Linked DNA regions of Homo sapiens: region 1 is linked to region 2. Evidence: chromatin loops called from intact Hi-C (ENCODE). Cell type or tissue: mammary epithelial cell. All regions are shown on one strand.

The links. Peaks named below come from ENCODE experiments on the same cell type or tissue, not always from the same donor. Only the 100,000 strongest peaks of a DNase experiment are listed, where the experiment ranks them.
Region 1: a loop joins it to region 2, with 12 times the contacts of the local background. A loop is called at or near these places in 4 of 110 quality-filtered maps.

The regions. Positions count from the first base shown.
Region 1 is chr1:38,023,304-38,031,303 of GRCh38, reverse strand. UTP11 (UTP11 small subunit processome component) reads right to left here. Exons shown (of 8, transcript NM_016037.4): 8 at 6,484-7,759. The coding sequence ends at 7,676. Among named protein-coding and RNA genes, the nearest start is that of UTP11, 15 kb to the right of the region's middle. RefSeq lists enhancers at 589-648, 1,349-1,428, 2,562-2,611, 3,431-3,982, 3,983-4,535 and 1 more. In mammary epithelial cell, CTCF peaks have their summits at 2,601 and 4,493 (motif pointing left); DNase peaks (open chromatin) are centred at 1,033, 3,113, 4,013 and 4,493; H3K4me3 peaks cover 306 bases; H3K27ac peaks cover 3,368 bases.
Region 2 is chr1:38,149,329-38,157,328 of GRCh38, reverse strand. All of the region lies in intron 1 of LOC105378654 (a long non-coding RNA gene), which reads right to left. Among named protein-coding and RNA genes, the nearest start is that of LINC02786, 12 kb to the right of the region's middle. In mammary epithelial cell, a CTCF peak has its summit at 4,378; no DNase peak of the experiment used is centred here.

The sequences.
Region 1 (8,000 bases), 130 kb after region 2:
AGAGAAGGCCTAGGGTGAGGAGTGGGGAGCAGGGGAAGAAGGGCCCTCTTTCTCATGTTCCCTCTGGGGGCACATACCCCATCCCATGCCACCTCCTTGCCCATTCTCCAGATGCTCAGCAGGGAAGGAGAGCACAGCAGAGGGCCGAAGCGCGGCCCTGAAGGTCATCTTGCACGTCAGCACTGGGGCAGCCCCAAAACCCCTTGCGCCCTGGCTCCCCGCCTGGACCACAACACAGGCTCCATTGACTCCTGTGCGCCCTCCTTCCCAAGATGCACACAAAGCCGTGGGCTCGTGGTTACTGCCCACGGGCCCCTGAGCCCCACAGGACCCACCCAGGGAAGGAGGCCAGAGCTGGCTGGCTGGCTGCAGCTCCTAAGGGGCTGGCAGGAGGGAAGGATCGTGCACCTACGCAAGAATCTCCTGGTTCTGGGCAGAAAGCCCTCATAGCCGACCTCTAGGCCCTGTTCTACCCAGGCTGGAATGGAGTCAAAGACCTTGAGGACCCAGCTGGGACAAATTCTCTGCCAGTGCCACCTCTACCCACCCTTCATCCTGTTTACATCTTGCAAACACAAGGACATTCACCCCTGCCACTGAGACTAAACCTGGAGCAAAGCCGCCCTGGCCCACCCTCTATCTCCCATAAGGGAAGTCAGGTGGGGAAAGATGCTTGTCTGGGGGAGGGGGACTGGAGGAAAGCTGGGGCTGAGAAGCTCCAGCCCCTCTGGGGGCTTCAGTTAGGGGAGGGCTGCCCCAGCAGGATGACAGAGAGATGATTAAACCCACAGAGAAGATTGATAAGGGAGCTAAACAGCTGCAACTCTGCAAGGTAGGCTGGGACAAATCTCATCTTGTCCTGGCGGCACTCAAAGCACTGGGGGGCTGGGCCAGCCTGGCTGAGCTCATGACCTACACAAGCTCCAGAGCAGGAATGGGGGCAGGGGTGGCAGGCTGCTCCCACCTTCTTCCTCAGGGCCCAGCCCCCATTCCTGCCGCCTCAGAGCTCCCTCCCTGAACAACACCCATTGGCACCTAGGCGGCGTGCCCCTCCTCCCCGGTGCCCCTTCACCCACAGCACCTCCGTCTCAGCTCTCACTCTCGGTATTATTAGATGTGATTTACAGCGGAAACGCTGAGTCAGACAAACCAAGACTTCCCCAGACAGAGGCAGTGGGAGAAGACAGGAAGAGTCCAGGGCAGCTGGCCTCCCTGGGCAGGGTCCTCAAAGGGAGTGAGGAGATGGGGACAGGGGTCCCCAGCTTCCAGGATGAGTGGGAAGTTTGCCCCTCCTGTTTCTCCTTTCTGTCCCAGGCCCAGGATCTTCATCTGGGACTCCTGGATATGCAGACCCCTTTTCTGACTCCCAAGCAGCCTCTCAGCCTGTCCTGCCAGCCCCTGTCTCTTCCTTGGCAAGTTTGAGAAAACAGCCCAGGGATCCTGGAGCCTGGAAACAAGGTGGTTCTGCTGGGTCCTGTTTCCTCACAGCAAGGCCCCGGTTCAGAAGGCAGCCCCTGACTCCCAGAGATGAGAGGCAGGAAAAGTGCATGGCTGGGGTCCCAGCCCCCTACTCTACAAACAGAAACACGGGCACTGTGTGCTCCTGGGGCGTCCAAGGGCCCTAGAACCGGTGGAGAGCACACATTTCTGCTTCCACCTTGTGCGGAAGAGCACAGTGGGCAGGTCCGTCTCTGCTCCCTGGGTCTCTGACTCCCTGGCAGGGAGGAACTGGGCATTGTTGCCAAAAATAAACGTTCCCTCTCCCGCTCCCTGGCTCCCGGCTCCCGCTCATTAGGATGCGTGGCGTTTGGCTGCGGTCCCACACCTTGCAGCTCATTATAAATATGCAGTCGCTGCTGGCGCTACCCCAATCATCTCTGCAATCAGAGCTTTTAATTAGGTTAATTAAATTGTATCAAATCTCGCAGGGACGCAGTTCACTGATGCTGATGAGGCAGCCAAAACAGACCCCAGCTCCTCCGCTAATGAAGGCCGCTGCCTGCCTGAGCCATGAGGGAGCAGGAGCGCATAATAAACGGGCGCGTCCTCTGGGAGGAGCTGCTGCCCAGGCCGAGCTCTGGGGACCTGGCAGGGGGTCTAAATCAAGCAGTCCAGGCTCCAGCTGCAGCAGAGGCTCCCAGCCCAGGAGCCGGCCCCTTCACACAAGAACCAGGGCAGCTTCAGGAGCCCAGGCACTGAGAGCCTGCCACGCTTACATAGCAAACTTGAGGGGGCCCCAAAGATCCACTGACTCTGTCTGGGACTCCTCTTTACTTCTCCCCCAGAATGGCCCAATAAGGCCAGGGCTCCCTCTCCTACACACCTATATACACACACACATACACATACACACACACACACACACACACACACACACCAGCAGTTAGCCCTGTCACTGCCCCCGGATTGTCTTATTAGCCAGAGTGGCCAGGCTGAGACTAGAAAGCCCATCCTGCCACTGCCAGCCTAGTCTCCATCTGCTATGGAGACCATCTGCCCCTGGCGGGGGGCTGGGGTGGTCTACAATGCTACCAGCCAGCAAGAGGAGGGGGTGCTGCCCCCTAGGCTCCATGTGCCAGATGGACCTTCTATATTCCACCTACCACTCCACCTCAAGAACCCTCTGCCAGGGAGGGACACCTGTCCCAGACCTCCTGGGATCAAAATAGCTAGGGAGGGGAGATGGTCCCTTCCTTCCCTGGTCCCTCGCCACCCTGAGTTCACTGTCCCATGCCCTGGCAATCCATCTCTGGGCACTGGAGACCACAGGCTTCAGAGCTGCAGGGCCCTGCAAAGGTCCTCCCCTGCCTATAAGCAGGAAGGCAGGTGCTGCCACCTCCAAAGGGGCTGTCCCCAACACTCCACTCAGCCTGACTCCAACCCCTCCCCTTAACCCCTCCATCACTGGTCTCAGTGTCTCTGAGCAGATGAGGAGAGAGGATGGGGAAATTTTCAGTGCTCTCGGGACAAGTTGTTTCTGCTATAGAAGCTGGTTTTTTTGGTTTGGAAAGGTGTTTTTTCTTTTTTCCACCCAGTAATGTGAAAACATGAAACCCGAAACCAACCCCCTACATTTGTCACCTCTGAGAGAAGCCTTTGGGGTAACTGGGAGAAAGCTGTAAATGACTCAGGCTGATTCAGGGCAGGGGGGTGCTGCCCAGCTGCCTGGGGCACCACAGTTTCATTAACCCGATCTGAGCATGGCCGTCAGGTGACAGATGCAGGGAGGGGAAAGGAAGCCCTTTCCATCCTCTGCTTACCCCTAAACACAGCAGTTCCCTTGATATATTCCTCTTGCCTAGAAAAAGCTGGGTCCTTAGCTCCGTTCTGGACGAGCCTCTCCTACCACCACGCAGGAGCACAGGGCTGGACTGTGCAACCACCCCAGCCCCAAGCAGTTTGTTCCCTTTGCATTAAGCGAAGCGGACAAGATGAACAAGGAGACCTAGGTGTATGCTTCACCTAGGAGTAGACTGGACAAGACTTCCTAAATGTGATGATGATGGATCCAGGAATAGGGAGCCAGGAAATTCCTTACAGGGAGCCTGAGAAGCAGCGGAGACGTTCTTCCCTCTGGCCAGAGCAGTTGAGGAAAGAACAGGCAGAAGCATGAACTAGGCAGCCTCCTCTACACTCCAACCTCTCAGCAGTAGGCTTGGGAAGGGAAGCTCTGCCTCCCTTTGTTTTACAGCTTCTCTCTGATCCTTCCCTGCACTTTTTGCTGAGACAGACCTGTGGAGACCTGGTTGGGTACAGAGGGCGCACCCTCTGACCCGGGGAGGCAGCTGCACAAGCCCAAGAGGCCTGCCAGGTCCACTTCAAGACAGTACTTCAGGTCCGCCCCCAATTCCTCCACTCACCTGGGGCTTTGAGCCAAGACTCCCACCCACGATTCAGCCCGCCCTTCCCCAACACCCTGCACATAAGGCTCCGGGAACTGGCACGCTGGGAGAACTTGAGCGGGGAGCCCAGCACCACACACCCACTTGCCTCACTGTTTCAAGTCCCAACAGGCCCTGGCCTCACCGGCCTCCACAGGTAGGCAGAGCGAGTCTGCATCTGTTGGCTGCCTTCCCTGCTGGAGGACGTGCAGCTCTAACTGCTCAGTGCCCCACCGTCAGCAGCATGGGGGAGAGGACAGTGAGCGACAAACAGATGCTTAAAGCTGCACGGAGGGAGACCCCTCCCAGGTCTGGGTGGAACCACCCTATGGGAAACTTGGGGCTATGTGACAGAGACCTCCCTGCATGGTCCTCACTAGAAACAGGAAGGAAAAGCACCTTCCTGCCCAGTCTTCCTCCTGGGGCCACACTCATCTCAAACTCAGGGTGAGAAAATCCCATTTCTTCATGGGAGCTCTCCCCCCTAGCATTAAATTCAATAAGCAAACACATGCAAGTACTTCCTAAGTACAAGGACACTTTTGAAAGAAGACAAGTGTGCTGGGTGGGTGGACACCAAGTCCCTGAGAAGGAATCCCAGCAAAGGGGCAGCAGCTCCACCTGCTGGGCCCTTTTCCACCCTGGCACCAGGAAGCAGTTAGAAATCAGAAAAAGATTGGCTAGGAGCAGTGGCTCATGCCTGTAATCCCAGCACTTTGAGAAGCCAAGGAGAGGTGGATCGCCTGAGATCAGGAGTTCGAGACCAGCCTGGCCAACATGGCGAAACCCCGTCTCTGCGCCTGTAATTCCAGCTACTAGAGAGGCTGAGGCAAGAGAATCGCTTGAACCCAGGAGGCGGAGGTTGCTGTGAACCAAGATCGCGCCACTGCACTCCAGCCTGGGTGACAGAGCAAGACTCTGTCTCAAAGAAAAAGATGAACTTATTCAAGAATAAAGCTAGGGCTTGACACTCTCCTGCTTTGGTGGGAAGGGCCCTAGGATGCAGCAACAGACTAAGACTGAGCCAGGCTTACTGAATTCTCTGTTGGACAGACCTGAAGGGTCCACATCACCATAGAACTGCTGTTTGGAGACTTGGTTTGTACAAGAGACCTGAGCCAAACAAGTCCTGACTCAGAAAATCCCTCCAGCTCCATAGGCTGCCCACAGCCCCCTTGGCACAGCTAGAGCAGTATGCCACCAACAGCCCAAATCACCCCTAGGCCAAAAAGGGCGGCTAAGCAAACAATACTCTTCCCTCCCCAACAAGCCAAGAGTCTAGGGTCCCACTGAGTACCAAAGCGGCAAAGCCCTGGCCAATTCTCAGAATACATGGGGCTGGGGCCTGTCTTTGCTTAGTCACAGGGACAGCCAATCTCTTTGCTTAAAATCCTTGAGTCTTGGAGACAGCACTCAGTGTAACAGCAATTCAGAACACCCAGCTCCCCTTACAGCACTCCGATTACCTTCAGCCTGGAACTCACAGTACACCAAAAGGATGCACTTTCCTGCTCCATTTGGCCTGGGAGTGTGGCTCTTCAAACGTCACTGTTTGTGCTCCTGTGCCAGACGGTGTGTAGGTATGCCTGTACCTGTTTATGAGGCCTGAGTTATATGTGCCTTGTGCATCTGTGAACATGAGATTCCATGAGGCGAGCCTACCTTCATGTGGGTGTGTGGTTCGTGAGAAGGCATTTAGGTCTATTCCCTATCCTCTCCCCCACTTTCCCACCCAGCAGGGGCAAGAGACGGAGCAGCAGCATCCAGCTGTTTGACCCCAGGATCAGACTGCTGCTTAGTCTGCTCACTCCCCTGTCTAGTATCACTATGATGAGTCCCTTCCCTGGTTTGATCCTCAAGTCTCTAAAACTTTCAGCATTGACTGAGCTCAGCACCTCCCCAGAAGGGAGTGCATACACACAATGGGAAGCATTTCCTTCCTGAAGGCAAAACCTACTGGTTTCTGTTTCCTGACCCTTCTTGCTGTTTTCCAGGGCCCCTGATTTAAATTCCACTGGGTACACCCTGAGGAAACAGGCTTCTAGTCTAGGCTTGTACAGGAAGCTCACAGTCATGGGCACTTATTAAGCATTAACAATTTTCTTTTAAAGCCTTACAATCCACACATGGCTGTTCTCCCTCCTTGGTGTAAGGGCTACGCAAGCCCCCCAGAACCCCGCTCCCTGTTCTCCCATGTTTGCTCTAAGCATGTTCAGTCCTGTCCTTACTGTCCTTGGCCTATAATCCTGATATGGGCAAACAAAGGAAGGAGAGAACCAGAGAAGAGAAAGAAGCTGGCCAACACACCCAGGGGTCCATATTCCCAGAGTGAAGGTCTGCACCAAGCTATTCTAGCCTTGGAATTGTGAGTTGGCATGGAGTGCAGAGGACAGAGACACAGCCAGGCCTATACTGATTTGAGCTTCATCAATAAGGAAGAGGTGCTCCCGTAGGTTCCTTGTTCCAAGAGTTTCTATCTGCAGCTGTTAAGTAAGAGAAAAAAATTCCTCCTTGGATAATTTATGAAGCCACCTGAATAGCCAATAAAAGAAGAATGAGTGAGGGTAAAATCAGTCTATCCACTAGATAAAACACTATGCAATCATTAAAAATAATATTTATTTTAACGTTTACTCTAGCATATATTACTGTAAAAAACTTTTGTGATGTAACAAACTGGGAAAGAGCTAATGATTTAATTAAAAAGTAGGACATCGGCCGGGCGCGGTGGCTCACGCCTGTAATCCCAGCACTTTGGGAGGCCGAGGCGGGTGGATCATGAGGTCAGGAGATCGAGACCATCCTGGCTAACAAGGTGAAACCCCGTCTCTACTAAAAAAATACAAAAAAAAATTAGCCAGGCGCGGTGGCGGGCGCCTGTAGTCCCAGCTACTCGGGAGGCTGAGGCAGGAGAATGGCGTGAACCCGGGAAGCGGAGCTTGCAGTGAGCCGAGATTGCGCCACTGCAGTCCGCAGTCCGGCCTGGGCGACAGAGCGAGACTCCGTCTCAAAAAAAAAAAAAAAAAAAGTAGGACATCAAATTGTTTACTGTAACTATAAAACACAAAAACATGGACAAAAAGTGATGCCTCGTTTTACAAAATGGAGGAAATCAACTAGACTACTCACAGTAATTGTCCACCTCCACAGCTCTAGCTCCTAGCACAGTTAAGCATGCAATAAATATTTGTTATTATTGAATAAGCACTGGGATTAGGAATGAATTAATCTACTTTCCAAATCTGCTGTAATGAGATCCTATGTTTCATAACAAAAAAAATTATGGGCTGGGCATAGTGGCTCATCCCTGTAATCCCAGCCCTTTGGGAGGCCAAGGTGGGAGGATCGCTTGAGGCCACGAGTTCAAAACCAGCCTGGCCAACATGGCAAAACCTGGTCTCTACAGAAAATTTAAACATTACTCAGACATGGTGGCACATGTCTGTGGTCCCAGCTACTCAAGAGGCTGATGCAGGAAGATCACTTGAGCCCAGGAGTTCAAAGTTGCAGTGAGCCATAATCACACACTGCACTTCCAGCCTGGCAACAAAGACCCTATCTCAAAGAAAAAAAAAATTAAGTATATAAAAATAAGACTAATTTCACAATCCAAAAACAATTACAGAAGGGAGGGAGATTTAATGTTGTCCATAGAAAGACATTAAATGTCAGACTGACAATTTAGTTATGGTTACAAACCGGAAAACCATGCCATTTGGAGTAATGGAATTTGAAGTTACTAGAAAACGACAACAGATTTTTGATACAGAATGACAAGGCTTATCTATAACACGTCAACGTTTTCGACGACTCTGAAATTTATAAATAGCTGGGGAGTTCACCGTTTCTTTCTTCACCTTCACTTTCTGAGTTTTATCCTACAAAAGAGTAAAAAGGTGATCAGTAAAGAGAAGGAAATGGTTTTGTAAAATCGAAAGGTTAATAAACTACCTATTAGCACCTGCTTCAGCCCTTCTCAAAGTTGAGAACGGACACAGCCCTACTGCCCAAGGCATCCACTGTAGGCAATGAATTAACTTCTCCCCTAGGCATCTAGAAAGTACTAGCTGTGTACAGTCCTAGGAAAACTGAGAAGAAAGGTGTTCAAGTAGTTGTTTC
Region 2 (8,000 bases):
ACTGCTTCTAATCCTTTTTTCTGATGTGAATTGAAAAGATCAAATACCATGTATCAAATGCTGGAGGCTATGTTGATCTGTTCTAGTAAATATGCCATATCCAGCACAGCAGCTACAATCAGAACTCCCCCTTGTTTTGATGGTCCACTGGTCATTATCCTTGACCAATCTGGATTTCTAGGGTCCCTATCAATAAATAGAATGGGAATGTGGTGGGGAAAACCAATTCCTAAATCCTTTAAGCCTTTGGTGGCAGCACTAATTTCTACAATGCCACCTAAGATATGGAATTGCTTTGGATTTAATATCTTGGCCAAAGAGTTAAAGAGCATTTTAAAAGATCTCAACTTGGGCTTCAGAACCAATATGAAGGTTTTGTCAACTACTAAGTATATCCATGCTAATTACATACTCAGAAACGAGGAAAATGAACAAACCTTCAGTGTGGGCATCTATTGGACCCACTGTAAGACAGAGTTAAACCAGGGTTCCCTTATCACCTGCCCTCAATATGCCCAATTCTAATATGGGAGTGATTGTGGCATTTGCATCCCCAGCTGACTCAATACCCAACAGCTCTCAAAAAATTTTATTGTTTCCTCTTTCCCTCATGTACAGGTACTCTGATAAATAGCTGTAAGTCTCTTTGGAGAAGGATTGGGAAGACATTTATTGTAAATAATTGAAGTGGCTTTGCAGAGTCCTTCCTCAAGGGGACAGGGCCTCCTCCTCAATCAATGGACTCTGGGTCTGAAAAGGGGCTCAGATTTGGAAAATGGCTAAAGATTCATTATTTTCTATTATGGAAGCTGCCATAGGCCTTGATCTTTTTGGCTCACCTGTTCTTGACCTTTTTTGGTTATATAAGGTAAGTAATACCTTGTGGGCTGTCCATATGTCCAGCTCCTAGGAACATGGTCTATTAGCTATCAGCACAGATCCTTTGGGTGAAGACCTCTAGCTGCCACTTGACTCTACTGCTTGATGTGGCAAACAAGTCCACCTTTCCTCTATTTCCCGCTGGCACATGGTCTCTCCTATTCCAAAATTCCATCATTCCCATTGTCATCGAGGAGCCCAGTTCCAGTGCAGCATCTCTTACTGTCAACCCTGCCTGCAGAAGATAGCCACTACTGAGCTCCTCAATAATATTGTATATCCATAACTAGTGCCTTTCTTATGGCTTTAGTGAGGGAAGTATCCTTCGGACTTTTCTAGAAAACATAGTCAGTGGGTATCATAGTCTCACATCACATCTCTAAGTCTTCTGACTCCTTCCTCAATACTCTACCAGCAATTCCAGCATCCCTCCATCTAATTAGCTGCAGGTCCAAGCTTCATGGAGACATCCTGGCAGCATATTAGCACTGACTCCAAGTGTCCTTGCCAGGCATTAAATCCTTAATCCCAGGAAAGGATTCCTAGATCAATACACACTCCCTGATCTACACTTATATTTCCACCCCCAACCCCGCCCGAGTCTGGGATCCACCTCTACATGGATCCCCCTGGTTCCTCCTGGTACATGTCGGCAGCTTATTCAGCAATTTTGGTGAATGAGCTATTTACTCCTGGAGCAGGGTCTGTACTTACCTGCTCAAGCTATGCTGAGACCTGACCCCGGTTAGTTTTTCTGCTTCTAGGTGACTTTGAGACTCTCTCCATTAAGAATGGGAGAGCCACAAAATGGAAGGTGCCTGGGTCCCTGATTGCCACTTGGAAGAAAACCACCACTTATCAGAACATCTATTTTGGAGATAAAAAATAAACTTTTTTCTGTTAAGATACCAAGATGTTAAAGGTTTATCTGTTAGAGCAGCTGGCCTTGCCTTAACTAATATAATGCTCTAGTTACCTCCAGGCCTCAGAATCCAGAACAAACTAAACCAAGTCTCCAGAAAGAGGAGGAAAATGTCCCCTCCAGCTAAATTCTACCACATACCTCCTCATTTTCTGCTCCAGGATTCACTTCTTCCCAGAACGACTGAAATTGAAATGTCAGTCCCTTCTAAGAGAAGTCTTGCCCCCAACCCACATAAGTGCCATCAAACCCTAAAGCCTTAACAAGCAATAATTGGCATTAGCACATTTCCTGAAGTCTGAGGTTTTCTGCCTTAATCCTACATACGGGTCCTCACCAGCCCCACAGGTGGGGCTAACTAGGCAAACTGTGCTCAGTCTAGTTTTTTTGGGCTGACCACAGCCCAAACATTTCAAAAAGTCTCAGCCATGCTGACCTTATTTTTAAAAATGACTTTTTAATCAAATGAGAGGAAAAAGAAGAGAAAGATGAAAAGGAGAAAAAAGAGGAAGAGAGGTAGGAGGACTGTTTGTAAAAGATGCTACTTTGCTATCAGTACCCCACAAGTCATCCACACTGGAGACCTTAGGAGGCATCTGTTTTGTCAGAATACAGGCCAGAAAGTAGTACGGTGTCTGAGAAGGAACTCTACTCCTAGCATCTGGAGAGCAGATTCTGGATCTGACTCCACCACTCACTGGCCCTGAGTCTTGTCTACTCTCTGGGTCTTGGTTTTTGCATCTGGAGATAATTCCTATTTCTCAGGCCACAGAAGCTAGAGGTGAGAATAAGAGTAAATAATAGCCCAAAACAGATGGAAATGGATATGCCATCACTGCTTCAGTTCCGCAGCCACTATCACTGCCACTGAAACCACTATGGTACCATTCAATCATTCATGCAGCAAACATACATTGCATGTGCTAGGAATACAAGAATAACAAGGAAGCCATGGCCCCTGCTCTCCTAGAGCTTACATTCTAGTGGAAGAAACAAGTGTTCATCACATAATCAAACAAATTAGTATATAATTACAAACTGACATAAATATTCTGAAGGAAAGCAACACATTCTATGAGAGCAAATAAAGAATAAGCTGGCTTAAATGCTTCTCCAAGGACGTAACATTTGAACTGACATCTGAAGCATGCGTAGGAGTTAACCAGGCAAAAAGGAGAGGGTGGGGGAAGAACATTCTGAGCAGATGGTATAACAGGTGCCAAGGCTCTGCGATGGGGGAGAGGGACAGGAATGTGTCGGTGAAAGTAAAAGGCCAAAGGGGAGACTGCTGTGAAATGAAGCTGGAGAGGCAGGCAAGGCTGAATCCTGTGGTCTTAAGAACACATTAAAAGTGTCGATCTTCTTGGTAAGCGCAATGGGACGCCAGTGAAGAGATTCAGACCGGGGAACGAACGTGACCAGATTGGTGTTTGGAAAGGATCACGATGGCTCTGGTATGGACAATGAATTGGATGGAACAGGAATAGAAGCAAAAAGGCAGTTAGGAGCCCTTCACAGTAATCCAGGAAAGAGATGATGGAGGCTTAGACCATGGGTGTAAAATCAACAGGACTTGGGGGATGGGTGGATAATGGCCTACAAGCAGCTGCTGCTGACATCTTGTGCCCTCCGTGTCTCATAAAATTTACAAGGTTCTTTTGGTTTTGAACAATGGAATATCATCTTACACAGAGGTTAGATTTTGAAGTCTGTGCATAAGACAAGAACTGCATATAGTCTAAAGTACCCTTGAAAAACTCAAACCACTCATAAAGTACAGTATACATGGGTTTGTTTATACAGCCATGAACAGAAATTTTTAGGCACACTAAAGTTAGAGAGCCACCGAACTAGAATAAAGAAAGCAACAGAAGGAAAGCCCATATGCAAATGTCTGGGCATTCAAATCACTCTGCCTTTACGACAACTATTCAAATCCCTTGCAGTGAATGAGGGGATTTGGGGGAGGGGGAGGGGAAGGAAAGAAACGTACATGTAGGAGGCAGGGGTAGGAATCTTTTTAATGGTCCCACTTTCCTGAATATTTATTCCATTCAGTGTTACTATGACGTCTTTACAACTCTAACACATGTTAATATATTAGTTGTTTATATTAGTTGGGCTGCTAATATAGTGTTGGATTCCTACCACAGTATCTACTCCAGTCTCTATTCCTTCTTCCCTGAAGGTGAGTTCTTTCCCCAGAGCCCTGCCTCTATCCCGCTCCAGATATATCTAAATGCTAAGTTGAGCTCAAGATGAGTCAGGGCCCTTGTATCACACAGGATAGGCTCAGTCATGGTGCCATAACAAACAATCCCTTAATCTTAGCAGCTTCAAACAGCAAATACTATTTCTCACTCATGCCACTTGTGCATCATGGGTTGGTTGGGGCTCTGTTCCATGTATCCTCACTCAACTGATGGAGCAGACACCATCTCGAACATTGCCAGTCTCCAAGGCAGAGGGAAAGAGCTCTGAAGGGCTTCATGTAGCAATTAAATGTCCATATATGGCACAAGTCACTTCCATTCACAACTCATTGGCCAGAATTAATCACTAGGCTTCACCCAACCACAAGAGGGCCAAGAAGTGCAATCCTTTCATGTGTTCAGCAGGTGCATTGCCAGAAATATTTGACAAACAACACTAATGACTTCCACATGCTCTAAATGTACAATGACATGACAGAGAAGAGACAAGCTTTAATTATTAAGCCTGTGTTTGGTTCTGGGGCCCTGGGTAACCATGTGGCTGAATAAAATGTGCCCTACTCATGCCCCAGGGGCAGAGTCTGTGCCCAGAAATAGACTCCAGACAGCATTTGGACTGCTATCTTGGAAATTAAAGCGATGTCCCCAGAGAGGCAGCTGACAACCTGTGGCTTGGCTTCACTACCTCTTTACCTCCTGCCCAGGATCTATGGGGGCCAAACACAGAATGAGTAATATTGGGGCTGGAGCTCACTCTGTCATCAGAAATCTCTGACAGCTCCTGGAAGTGCGTGGGTTAGGGACGATGCTATATAGATGAATCCCTGCCCTCAAGGAGTTCCCAGTGTCATGGTGTTACATGCTGTGGTAGATAGTTTCCTTTACTCCTTCTCATCCCTAGATGCAAATGATGCTCCTCCCATCAGCAGGTGGAGCTTATTTCCCCTCCCCTTGAATCTGGCAGGCCTGTTACTTGCCTTGACAAGAAAGTATGACAGAAGTGAGATTCTAAACCTTATAAGACCAATCCCTAAGGGAAGTGGCCACTTCCACTTTCTTCCTCGTGAAACCCAGCTACCATAGTATAAGGAAGCCCAAGCTAGACTAGTGGATGATTAAAGGCCATGTGGACAGATATCCTGGAGGATGAGCAGCCATCCTGGACATTCCAGCTACAGTGGAGCTCCCAGGTGAATGCGGACACATGAGTGGCCTAAGCTACACTGGGTGATGCAGAGCTGCCTGGCTGAGGACAGTCAACCCATAAAATCAAGAAAAAAAACATATCATTATTTTAAATCACTACATTTAGGGATGGCTTGTTACACAGCAACAGATAACTGAAAAATACACAATATCAAATATATATGCATGGTTCTGAGAGATCCCAGAGAAAGAAAATCTAAGAATGCTTTAAAAGGTGTTATCTCTGGAAAGACTTTGAAACACAGTTGCATGAAGTTCATTGCAGCAGGAGGGTTGCTCTGGAGGGATCCGCCTATAAAGACGGAGGAAGCTGGGATTGGCCCAGTAATATGGTTGCAACTTAGACCTCAGCTATGAGAAGTTCTGAAGGTAGGAAGGGATTCAAGGTTGTCCCAAACTCAGTGAAAGGAGGCAGGTGTTTGAGTCCTTCTCAGCCACCAGTAACTGTGGGCTGGTCCCCAGAGGGGGCATTACCCTAGGGAAGGCAGCTGTCTGGCTGCAGGCAGTCCCCAGGGAGGGAAGTGGCTGAGAGCCCTCTGCAGCCTATTATGCCCTCAGCAGCCCAGGAGAGAGGAGCCAGCCCTGAAGAGGGGAGCTGGAGAACACATGTCTCTGCAGGAGGAGCACCAGTGGCCCTTGAACTGAGATATGAAAGTCCCCAGTGAAGTGAGGAAGGGGAGAGAGTTTCCAGGCAAGGAAGCTGCAAAAGCAAAGTGCCAACATAGGAACAGACGTGGCAAGTACCAAAAGAGGAATACATAGAAAAGGGGGTAAGAGATGAGGCAGCACTGAGTGAAGAAATGGGGGCTTTGTCCTGAGGCCACAGGGGGAGCCACTGAAGGGTTCTAAGCAGGGCAGAGATGTGGCGAGATATCTGTTTGAAAAGATCCCTGTAACAGCAACATGGAAGATAGAGCAGCAGGGTGGAAACCAGAGGTGGCAAGCCTGTCAATGATGCAAGAGAGAAATGAAGTTAAACTCCCGGCTCCTGCTGGTATTCACTGGCTGCATCCTGCAGTGACTTCTTCCCTTAGCAGCCAGGTTATGTTGCAGCTTAACCCAAGTTATTGGTCTGGTTGCTGGAAGAGGAGGTGGGAGACCATAAGCTGGGGCGGGAATTGGGGGAGGGTACATGATACATGGCATCTTGCAAGGTAGAGGCCTTTTCATCATCCTCAGGCCTGGGTGTATTAGGGTTTTCTAGAGGGACAGAACTAATAGGATAGATATAGATATAGATATATAAAGGGGAGTTTATTAAGTATTAACTTACATGACCACAAGGTCCCACAATAGGCTGTCTGCAAGCAGAGGAGCAAGGAGAACCAGTCCGAGTCCCAAACTGAACTTGGAGTCCAATGTTCTAGGGCAGAAAGCATCCAGCATGGGAGAAAGATGTAGGCTGGGAGGCTAGGCCAGTCTCTCCTTTTCATATTTTTCTGCCTGCTTTATAATCACTAGCAGCTGATTAAATGGTGCCTACCCAGTTAAGGGAGGGTCTATGTTTCCCAGCCCACTGACTCAAAAGTTAATCTCCTTTGGCAGCACCCTCACAGATACACCCAGGATCAATACTTTCTATCCTTCAATCAAGTTGGCACTCAGCATTAACCATCACAAGTCTACCCCTTGTCAACTTGAACCCATACACATCTCCTGAGATCATACATAATCTTCAAATAAAGACAATAATAAGGTCATAATTATGCCTAATATAATACAACTATCCTTCTTACAACCAGAAACACACCAATCCCCAAATACTATTACATAAAGTTAACAATACTTGAATGCTGATATGAAGTCAATAAATCTTATGTCACTTGATAAAGGAAAAAGGAAATAAAATGAAGATATTTTCTTAGTACAAGTGTATACATGCACAAACATGTTTTTAACAAAAGAAGGAGGAAATACTCATGACAATTACCGTCCTCGTTTCTGCAGCTGGTCACGTGGTTGTAGCTGGTATTGATGACTACCTTCTTCTGCTACCAATTCTGTATTCCCTTTGCCTTCGGCAAGCACCTCAGCAGGTTGTGGGGTTTTTTTCCTGGTGGAGTGACCCAAACCTTCATTCCTGATGGGTCTGGGCCATTTGTAGTCCTGCCTGGATTGGGCTGTTGTAGTTTTCCATTGACCTTAATCACAGGGCATGGTAATACTAAGAGACGCCCTAATGGTCTCCTGTGTTCCATGCATACTCTTCCTTACCTCCGTTGTAGAGTAGTAGACTGATTTCATCTTGATAGTCCAGTAAATCACCCCAGCTAACACTATAACTCCCTTGTTAGCTTGTTGACTTAAAGGTAGGAGGAGCCCAAAGTGTCCAGGTGGCCATCTTAACTTCCAGTTTAATGGGATCATTGTTGTGTCTCCCGGTGGCAGCATTCCTCCCTCTGGAACTAAGATCTCTAGGCCAGCAGAACATAATGTCACAGGAACAGGAAGCAAAAATTTTGCTCATGGATCACTAGCAGTGATGGTGAGTCATGCCACTTCCACTTCCATTTCCACCCCTTGATTCCTGGACACTCCTGGCTATGGGAGAAACAGTACCATGTATTGGACCCTGATTCAGAGCACACACAGCCTTCTGGAGAACTTTGCTGCAGCCCTGCAAAGTATTGTCACCTAGTTGGCATTGTAATTGTGACTTCAAAAGGCCATTCCACTGTTCTATCGATCCAGCTGCTTCAGGATGCTGGGGAACATGGTAAGTCCAGTGAATTCCATAAGCATGAGCCCACTGCCACACTTCTTTAGCCATAAAGTGAGTG